Linked DNA regions of Homo sapiens: region 1 is linked to region 2. Evidence: read pairs that join two places in POLR2A ChIA-PET (ENCODE). Cell type or tissue: Panc1. All regions are shown on one strand. Each heading gives the region's core, and the rest is flanking DNA. Links, peaks and the distances in the headings are about the cores only.

Region 1 (5,377 bases), core at 277-5,276, 190 kb before region 2:
AACCTTAATTTTCCTGTGTCTTAGTTTCCTTACCTCCTAGAAATGTGGCAAAGATGCAGAATCTGTTTATTTAGTAAATATTTATCAAGTTCTGGGAATACAGCGGCGAATAAGCCACCAAATCCTTCCTTGATGGGACTCACCCTCTAACACAGCCAAGGCAATGAGAGACCTTCCAGGAATAACATTGAGAGGCAAATTATGCATGTAGGTGACACATGAGGCCAACAGGAAATGACCTCGAATTGAAGTTGAAATTTACAGTGCGAGATGAGCCAAGAATCTGTGAACCCTTAGAACTCAGGCAAGGTGAGCTGGTGTGACTTGCAGGAAGTATGACTCAATTGTGACTGTACCCAAGAAGGCTTAAACCACATCATCTGAAAGAAGGATGTGCCAACATACGCTTCCAATGACTAAAAGGAGGGGCAGAGGGAAAAACAAAACAGCATGTTCCCAGGCCCATCCTAGGAGGAAGGAAGGCTATTAATACATTCCTTTGACATTGTCTACTTACCATTGCATAGAGTTGGAGGTGAGTGGCATATGGAGAGACAGAGATTTGGAGACAGACTGAGTTTGAATCCCAATTTTGTCTTATTAGGCCGTGGACAAGTCATTTCAACTCTCTAAGCTTCAATTTCCTCATTATTTATTTTTTAAAATAGAGATGAGGTCTTGCTATGTTGCCTAGGCTGGTCTTGAGCTCCTGGGCTCAAGCCATCCTCTTGCCTTGGCCTCCTGAGTACATACAGGTGTGAGCCACCACACCCACCTGCCCAGCCCTAGCTTGCTCACTGTCTTTCTTTTTTTCTTTTTTTTGAGACAGAGTCTTGCTCTGTCACCCAGGCTGGAGCACGGTGGTGTGATCTCGGCTCACTGCAACCTCTACCTCCCAGGTTCAAGAGATTCTCCTGCCTCAGCCTCCTGCGTAGCTGGGATTAGACTACTACACTCGGCTAATTTTTGTATTTTTAGTAGGGATGGGTTTCACCATGTTGGCCAGGCTGGTCTCGAACTCCTGACCTCACGTGATCTGCCCACCTCAGCCTCCCAAAGTGCTGGGAATAAAAGTCGTGAGCTACCACGCCGGTCTAGCTTACTCAAACAATGTCTAGTTTGCAGGGTAGTGTATGTACGTGCCTCAGTGTCTTTGGTGTGATATACACTTAGTAAATGTTAGTTCAGCTCTAACAGACTCATCTGAGATTTTGATTCTGTAACTCCCAAGAGTTCAGTATGCTAGCATTTTTTTTTTTTTAACATGAGGAAGAGTTGGGTAAGGAAGAGCTGTGTTTTAATTGCATTACGGCTCAACTGCTAACTGTTTTGATATGTTGAACAAAGTCCATTGATTCTTCATGGAGGAGTGCTTGCTGGGGAGTGTGAGTCAGCACGTCTGCGTTATTAACTTGTTCGGAAGCTTTTTGTGGCAGATTGATTTTAAAAGCCCCCAAGGAAACAGAGGATTTTATTTAATAGAAATATTGTCAGAATGACATTGAGATTTGGGTTTAGCTTTCAAATCACTGGATACAAGTTGAATCAGGTCTTTTCTCTGACAGATATTGGAAACATGGTGTGTTGGAGAAATACTCTCCATTGCCTGGCAGGGCCCTTACCTTGGGAGAGGGGGATGATATTTGCCTGGAGCACCCCGGTGACCCCACCTAGCAGGCCTGACTTTCTAAAGGCAAGGATGTGGGCTTGGTACAGAGAGGTGGCGAAACCTGAATATTAGTATTTTCAAATCTGATTACTAGTATTTTCAACCGACCTGACTAGGCGCAAATCCATGCTCATTTAAATGAAAGTCTACCTGAAATCATGCCTCACTGCAACCATGCACTTCTGGGCTTAAGCGATCCTCCTGCCTCAGCCTCCCTGAAGGTCCACCTGCATTTGAATAAGGATGGATGTGCGCCCAGGTATGTCTTTGTGGGTTTCCATCCTATAGTTCTGGAGCAAAGGACAAATGGAAGAAAGTTGCTAAAGAAAAGAAGAGCGTTTCTGTGGCTCCTTCAAGAGCAGTTACAGATTTCTGTCCTGAAGCCAGGAGGGAATATGTGGCCCAGGTCCCACAGTGGAGAGTTGCAATGCTCCCTCTTGGGCATCTCTGTCCTCATTTGGATTCAGGGCTGAAACTTCGGGATCAGTTTCACAGAAGAGGTTTCAAGTAGATTTCTTGCAGTCCTGAAAGTCACACTTCTCTGAAATTGGTTTAACACCAATCCAAAACCTATTGGTGTTCCTGTTACATTTTACAACTCTTCATATGCCACTTAAGAAATGACCTCTCTAGAATTGTGACTCCAGCCTAGGCAACAGTGGGAGACTGTCTCAAAAAAAAAAAAAAAAAAAAAATAGAGTTGAGGATGAGGAGCTCAAGAATAAAAGTGAGATGGGATGGACAGAGAAAAAGCAGGAAAACTAGCGAATGGTATGGTAGAAGCCAATAGAGAAAGGACTTTCAAGGTGGAGGGAGAGAATTTAAGAGTTGGGACTTCTCTTCCAGCAAGAAGAGGAAGAATGGCATAAGAGGGACTGTGATGTAGGCACTATGTCACCATCGTATTTAATCCAAACTATAACTATGCAAGATTACCACTTGACCTTCAAGAAAACTGGGCTGGCTGGGCGCAGTGGCTCACTCCTGTAATCCCAGCACTTTGGGATGCCGAGGCAGGAAGATAACCTGAGGCCAGGAGTTCGAGACCAGCCTGGCCAACATGGTGAAACCTTGTCTCTTCTAAAAATTCAAGAATTAGCTGGGCGTGGTGGTGGGCGCCTGTAATCCCAGCTACTCAGGAGGCTGAGGCAGAGGAATCGCCTGAACCTGGGAGGCGAAGGTTGCAGTGATCCGGGATCGCACTACTGTGCTCCTGCTTGGGCGACAGAGGAAGACTCCGTCTCACAAAAACAAACAAACAAGCAAATATACAAAACTGAGCTGAGGAGACAATTCGACAATTCATGCAGTCAATAAGTAGGTTGCAGAGGTTGGAGTACAGTGGCGTGATCGGCTCGCTGCAACCTCCGCCTCCTAGGTTCAGGCGATTCTCTTGCCTCAGTGTCAGGCCTCTCAGCCCAAGCTAAGCATGTGACCTTCGTGTATACATCCAGATGGCCTGAAGCAACTGAAGATCCACAAAAGAAGTGAAAATAGCCTTAACTGATGACATTCCATCATTGTGATTTGTTTCTGCCCCACCCTAACTGATCAATGTACTTTGTAATCTTCCCCACCCTTAAGAAGTTTCTTTATAATTCTCCCCACCCTTAAGAATGTACTTTGTGAGATCCACCCCCTGCCTGCAAAACATTCCTCCAAATTCCACCGCCTATCCCAAAACCTGTAAGAACTAATGATAATCCACCACACTTCGCTGACTCTTTTCGGACTCAGCCCGCCTGCACCCAGGTGAAATAAACAGCCATGTTGTGCGCGCGCACGCACACGCACACACACACACACACACACACACACACACACACACACACACACACACACACACACACAGAGGGAGAGAGAGAGAGAAATGACCTCTCTAGAGAAAGAAGAATCACCATGGTATGGGAGAATGAACCCCTCAGAAATGGTCACAGCTTATTCAAGTCCTAAACCCTTGCTATGGGCAAGGGTTGACAAACTTTTTTTTTCTTTTCTTTCTTCTTCCTGTCTTCTTTCTTTTCCTCTCTCTTTCTCTCACTCTTTCTCTCCCTTCCCCTCCCTCCCTCCCTCCTTCCTTCCTTCTCTCTCATTCGCTATTTCTTTTCTTTCTTTCTTTTTTTTTTAGAGACAGGGTCTTGCTCTGTCACCCGGGCTGGAGTGCAGTGGCGCAATCATGCCTCATTGCAACTTTGCACTCCTGGGCTCAAGCGATCTTCCTGCCTCCACCTCCCAAGTAGCTGGGACCAGAGGCACACACCACCACGCTTGGCTAATTAAAAAAAAATTTTTTTTTTAAAGAGATGGGGTCTCACTGTGTTGCCCAGGCTGGTCTCAAACTCCTAGCCTTACGTGATCCTTTCACCTCAGCCTCCCAGAGTGCTGGGATTACAGGTGCAAGCCACCATGCCAGGCAGCAAAGTTTTTCTTAAAAGGCCAGAAAGTAAATATTTTTGCCTTTGCCGATCATAAGGTCTATGTCACAACCACTCAACTCTGCCATTGTAGCTCAAAAGCAACCATAGACAATAGGGTCAAGGAGTGAGTGTGACTGTGTTTCAATAAAACTTTATTTAACACATAGGCCTCCCTCCTGCAATCCCTTTTGCTGATCACTTCATAGACCATCATACACTTCCTGTGCTCTTTGGAGCTTGAAAATCATACTTTGGAGTAAGAAATTCTTTTGAATATAAATTACATATGTTTGGCTGTGGAGAAATAGGAATGCTTTTACACTGTTGGTGGGAAGGTAAATTCGTTCCACCATTGTGGAAGACAGTATGGGGATTCCTCAAGACTCTAGAACCAGAAATACCATTTGACCCAGCAATCCCATTACTGGGTATATGCCCTAAGAAATATAAATCATTCTACTATAAAGACACATGCACATGTATGTTTATTGTGGCACGATTTACAAGAGCAAACACATGGAATCAACCCAAATGCCCATCAACGATAGACTGGATAAAGAAAATGTGGTACATATACACCATGGAATACTATACAGCCATAAAAAGGAATGAGATCATGTCCTTTGCAGGAACATGGATGAAGCTGGAAGCCATCATCCTCAACAAACTAACAGAGGAACAGAAAACCAAACACCACGTGTTCTCACTCATAAGTGGGAGTTGAACAATGAGAACACATGGACACAGGGAGGGGAACAACACACACCGGGGCCTGTTGGAGGGTGGGGGGCGAGGGGAGGGATTTAGAGGATGGATCAATAGGTGCAGCAAACCACCATGGCACACATATACCTATGTAACAAAACTGCTCATTCTGCACATGTATCCCAGAACTTAAAATAAAAATAAAAAATAAATTACATATGTTTAGAGAAAGGAAGCTTCCATATTTATGTATCATCATGATTTTTTTAAAAACTTATTTAATTTGCATACAAATTTGTTCCACATTTGTTTCCTGTAAAATGGATTCCTCATAAATGCTTGGTAAGAGTATCCATGTTTGATGTGAAACAAACTGATGATGCTTGAATTCCTGTTTACTCTGAAGTTCTTTTCACATGCTGGTGAGTTCTGAGCACCATGCTTACATGCACCTCTCCTTTGCAGCAAACATAAGTTTTGAGGTCCCTGTGAGTCCTAATGGCACCGAGGTGCTGTCTCAGGTGACCTTCTCCTAATCCTGAAAAAGTCTCCATGATTGGCCCTGGAGGAGTTCTCCTGGTTGTCT
Region 2 (5,377 bases), core at 110-5,109:
GATGGATGGATGGATGGATCAATGGGTGGATGTGGAGATCAGAGTCTCAAGAGAAAAAGAGTTAAGAGTCCAGCAGTTGTGCAGGTGAGATGGGGGATTCAAACGTCTATCAGGAAGGTGGATTTGTGAGATACAGAGGCAGTGGAGTGAATAGAACTTCATGTCTGACCACATGTGAGAATGAGAAAGAAATAAGAGTGTAATGGCCGGACACAGTGGTTCAGGCCTATAATCACAGCACTTCGGGAGGCTGAGGTGGGCAGATCACCTGAGGTCGGGAGTTTGAGACTAGCCTGACCAATGTGGAGAAACCCTGTCTCTACTAAAAATACAAAAAATTAGCTGGGAGTGGTGGCGCATGCCTGTAATCCCAGCTACTCAGGATGCTGAGGCAGGAGAATCACTTGAACCCAGGAGGCAGTGGTTGCGGTGAGCCGAGATCACGCCATTGCACTCCAGCCTGGGCAGCAAGAGCGATCAAAAAAAGAAATAAGAATGTAGGATAACACCCAAGTTTTGACCTTGGATGATTAAAGGACCACAAAGGAAAACAAACTTAAACCTTACAGCCAAAGTGGTAAAGGTAGAGATGATGAATGTTAACTTCGAATATGTCTAATAGTCAGTTGATATCAATGGATCTGGAATTCAGGAAAAGTGTCTGAGATATCCAGGAGATTCATTAGGTCATCAGCGATCAAAGGTTAGCATTTTATTATAGATGTTCACTGTGTTATTATAAATAACGTTAAAAAAGAGAAAAATAAAAAGGAAAGGTCTTAAACATGTAACAGTTGCAGATTGGCTCATTTATGTTACAGCCATATATTGAAATGCAATTCAGACCTTAAAAATGAGTGCTGGCTTTGGGAGGCCAAAGTGGGCAGATTACTTGAGGTCAAGAGTTTGAGGCCAGCCTGGTCAACATGGTGAAACCTCATCTCTACCAAAATACAAAAATTAACCAGGTGTAGTGGCATGTGTCTGTAATCCCAGCTGCTTAGGAGGCTGAGTGAGGCAGGAGAATTGCTTGAACCCAAGAGGCAGAGGTTGCAGTGAGCTGAGATGGTACCACTGCACTCCAGCCTGGGCAACAGAGTGAGACTCCGTCTCAAAAAAAAAAAAAAAGGAGTGCTGGTTTAGGAGGTCAATGCTGGAGGATCACTTGAGCCCAGGAGTTCGAAACCAGTCTGGGCAACATGGCAAAACCCTATCTCTACAAAAAAAAAAAAAAAAAAAAAAAAAAGTAGCCTATATTCCCAGCAACTCAGGAGACCGAGGTGGGAGGATCACCTGAGCCTAGGGAGGTTGAGGCTACAGTGACCCATGATCGCGCCACTGCACTCCAGCCTGAGCAACAGAACAAGACTCTGTCTCAAAAAAAAAGAAAAGAAAAGAAAAAGAAAAAAGAGCGCTAGGCTTGTGGGTGCTTTCCCTTCCTTGGTGATACTAACATCTGTCGCTGGCAGGGTACTTCCCAGCCCAGATCAAAATGAAGTGGGCTTTCCCTACTTTATGTCCTCAGATCTTCTCTACTACCCAGTGAGGGACGAACTGACACTTTATTACGGAATCACAGATGAGATTCCAGAATAAAGATTCTTTATTCTTTCCAAAATAAAGAAGTAGTATGATTGTGATAAGAAAAAAGGAGAAAAGAAAATGTTATTAAAAAAATTGGCCAGGCACGGTGGTTCACGCCTATAATCCCAGCACTTTGGGAGGCCAAGGTGGGGAGTTTTGCTTGAGCTCATGAGCTCGAGATCAGCCTGAGCAACATAGTGAAACCGCATCTCTACTAAGAATACAAAAATTAGCCAGGTGTGGTGGCACATGGCTGTAGTCCCAGCTACTCGGGAGGCTGAGGGAGGAGAATCGCTTGAACCTGGGAGGCAGAGGCTGGAGTGAGCTGAGATTGCCCCACTGCACTCCAGCCTGGGCAACAGAGTGAGACTCCGTCTCAAAAAAAAAAAAAATAAATATATAAAATAAATAAAAATAAATTAAAAATGACATCACAGCCCAGGCACAATGGCTCATACCTGTAATCCCAGGACTTTGGGAGGTTGAGGCAGGAGGACAGCTTGAGCCCCAGGAGTTTGAGAGCAGCCTGGGGAATATAGTGGGACCCCGTCTCTACTAAAAAAAAAAAAGTTTTTAATGACATCACAGACGCCAGAATTGATTCACGAGAGTATATGTGAGAGCTGGTCTATGAAGGCAAGAGTGGCGGGTTTCTCCCCATTGGGGAAAAATAGAAACAACAGGCCCACCCAGGGGCCTCATACCTAATTCTACCACAACCCTGGGAAGGGCTCTGGAAGCCAAACCCTCCCCACATGCTAGCCCCAGCCTGTCTTACCCGTGCCTGGAGGGTTCCTTCTGGAGTCTTCTGGGCAGCTGCCCTGGGGAGCAGGGGCCCGTGGAGCTCAGCCAGGAGGCCTTGCGTAGTTTGCCTTGGGAGGTTATTACAGCCAATCCACATAGATGCGAAAACCAAACCAAACACAGCCTACCAGGAACAAGTAACGATTTGTTCCTTTCTTTTGCTTTTTCTGACAGTAGATGCAATCTATCGTGATTCTTAAGTGTTTTTGGGCTAGTGCCCATTCCATTGTTTTTGCCCAGAGAGGCTCACCAGGAATGAGCTGGAAGGAGACACAAGCCCCTAAGTACCTCGGGACGCTTGCTTGGTGAACAAGAGGAGGAAACTCAGAGAGCAGGGCTGCCGGCCTCCTTGTCTTTCGATGCCTCGTGTGGCCACCCCACCGCACGAGCCATAGCCAGCCATCTGTCTCAGTATTTCATTCTCTTGAGGCTGAGCTAGTGTAGTGGCTGTGTCAGGAACCCTGCCTGTTTGTGCAAAGAATTCATTCTTCCAAGAAGGATGAGGATCAAATTCACCTCCACATGGCACACACCGAACACCGAGGCTGTGAAAGGCTGGCCCGTGAGTGTCTCCAGGTTCAATATCGATTTGTCAATTGTAGAGAAAACCAGCAGTTCTAGTTCCCAGAGACCACCCTGTGAATTGAAATAAGAAGGAACGGGGAGAAATTGGAGCTATTTTTAAGCTCAGCTTCTGAGGCTTATTTTAGGAGGCATTATTGATCATACTTCGGGGAAACCGTTCTGCGTCGCTGGTGCCAGTGTCTACATGTGCACATGTGAAGTGTTGGCCTAGACTCCTGAGACCATCTGTGTGCCCAAGGGAGGCTGCAGCCCAGAGGAGAATTCGGACTGAGGCTACTTTGCACCAAAATTAGGCCAAACTCATGAAAGGGCCATTGTTGCAGCTGCCCTGGGAACTGTAACTTAGAAGTGATTTTGTGCCCTTACAGCCTCTTTAGTAAATGAATTGAGTCATAGCATTTGTGATCCTTCCGCATGTACTTTGGTACTTTTCTGTACTTTTCTGTCCTCTTTTTTGTTTGTTTGTTTGTTTGTTGAGATGGAGTTTCATTCTTGTCGCCCAGGCTGGAGTGCAATGGCACGATCTCAGCTCACTGCAGCCTCAGCCTCCCGGGTTCAAGCAATTCTCCTGCCTCAGCCTCCCGGGTACCTGGGATTACAGGGGTGCACTACCACGCCCAGCAAATTTTTGTATTTTTAGTACAAAATGGGTTTTACCATGTTGGCTAGGCTGGTCTCGAACTCCTGACCTGAGGTGATCCACCAGCCTTGGCCTCCCAAAGTGCTGGGGTTACAGGCATGAGCCACCGTGCCCAGCCTCTGTCCTCTTAATGAGTTACCATGATCTAGGGCACCTGATTAGAACGTTGTTTTTCCAAACAGCATCTTTTTCTCATCGGTCACTGTATCACTCTGATCACTGCCCCTTGAATCTTCTTCCTCACCCTTTATTTCACCCAGATGAGCCAGGGTTTACCGTATGTGGGACTTCAGGTCATGGCACAAAATGGTTCTCAACCCTTTTGTTGAGCACCGGTTTGCTGGTGCTCTTTTTAGACACAAACCCTGGAATAAACGTGCCCTTTCCCTCAAAGGGACCCCACTGTGGATTCCTATCCACTTTGTTATCCTTTTTACTCTTAGATCTCTGCCTCACCACTTTCCCAGGCAGCCTCTGCTTTTTCATCTTACTGTTCTCATTTTCGCCTGGTGCGTTCGTCAGCGGCTTTTTATGTTAAACTTCGCAGATGAGCCACGCCTGAAGTTATTCCTGTCCTTCTTTCTCTCCGGTGTATTGTTGTTGACAGGTTTTTATCTGTTGTTTTGAATTTTCTGTGACCTTTGGGGTGGGCAGAGAAAAAAAAGGACAAATGTCCACCATCGGCCGGTCTGAACGCCACATTTAATGTGTTCTTTTTGAGTGTTCTAACCCTTCCTTCTTCCTGCACACATTTAATAACAGAGAACCAAAAAAAGCCTAGTTGCCTTCATTCATGAATATTTGGGACAGTGAGGCCTCAGGGAAGGCCAGCTTTTCTGGCTACAGGGACGGTCTTAATCTGGAGAATGGAAGAAAGAGGTCCTTTAAAAACCAGAGAGTTGGCTGGGCACAGTGGCTCATGCCTGTAATCCCAGCACTTCGGGAGGCCGAGGTGGGTGGATCACTTGAGGTCAGGAGTTTGAGACTAGCCTGGCCACCATAGTGAGAACCTGCCTCTAATAAAAATATAAAAATTAGCCAGGCATAGTGGTGCACACCTGTAACCCAGCTATTTGGGAGGCTGAGGCAGGAGAATCACTTGAACCCAGCTGCAGAGTTTGCAGTAAGCTGAGATTGCACCACTGCACTCCAGCCTGGGTGACAGAGCAAGACTCTGTCTCAAAACAAACAAACAAAATTAAACCCAGAGAGTTGTAATAGTTTCCCAGGGCCGCCAAAACAAATCATCACAAATTGGGTGGTTTGAGACAACAGAAATTGATTCTCTTGCAGTTCTGGAGGCCAGAAGTCCCAGGTCAAGGTCAGGCTCTTGGGGATGATCCCTCCTTGCCTCTTCCAGCCTCTGGTGGCTCCAGGCGTTTCTTGGCTCAGGGCTGCAACACTCTAATCTCTGCCTCTGTCTTTACATGACTTTCATCCCCCTGTGTGAACTGCCCTGTGCCTTAATCGTATCTGTGTCCTCTCCTCTTCACATAAGGATACCAGTCGTCAGATTTAGGAGCCACCCTAAATCCAGGATGACTTCATCTCAAGATCCTTAACTAATTACATCTGCAAAGACCCTATTTCCAAACAAGGTCACATTCTGAGGTTCCTGGGAGACATGAGATTCGGGGGGACACTCTTCAACTTACTATAGGAGTATTGATGCCTCTGCCTATAGAGGAGAATCAATATATACCATACAACCCAGCAGTCCTACTCCTGACTATTGACCCTATGAAAATGAAAACCAGGCCAGGT

The links. Peaks named below come from ENCODE experiments on the same cell type or tissue, not always from the same donor. Only the 100,000 strongest peaks of a DNase experiment are listed, where the experiment ranks them.
Region 1: POLR2A ChIA-PET joins it to region 2 with 11 read pairs; 3 of 35 experiments call an interaction of 5 or more read pairs at or near these places.

Annotation. Positions count from the first base shown.
Region 1 is chr17:67,421,744-67,427,120 of GRCh38, forward strand. The region is part of intron 1 of PITPNC1 (phosphatidylinositol transfer protein cytoplasmic 1); the gene reads left to right. Among named protein-coding and RNA genes, the nearest start is that of MIR548AA2, 47 kb to the right of the region's middle. RefSeq lists an enhancer at 1-870. In Panc1, for the core only: no CTCF peak of the experiment used is centred there; a DNase peak (open chromatin) is centred at 308; H3K27ac peaks cover 2,339 bases.
Region 2 is chr17:67,612,710-67,618,086 of GRCh38, forward strand. The region is part of intron 5 of PITPNC1 (phosphatidylinositol transfer protein cytoplasmic 1); the gene reads left to right. Among named protein-coding and RNA genes, the nearest start is that of NOL11, 100 kb to the right of the region's middle. In Panc1, for the core only: no CTCF peak of the experiment used is centred there; no DNase peak of the experiment used is centred there.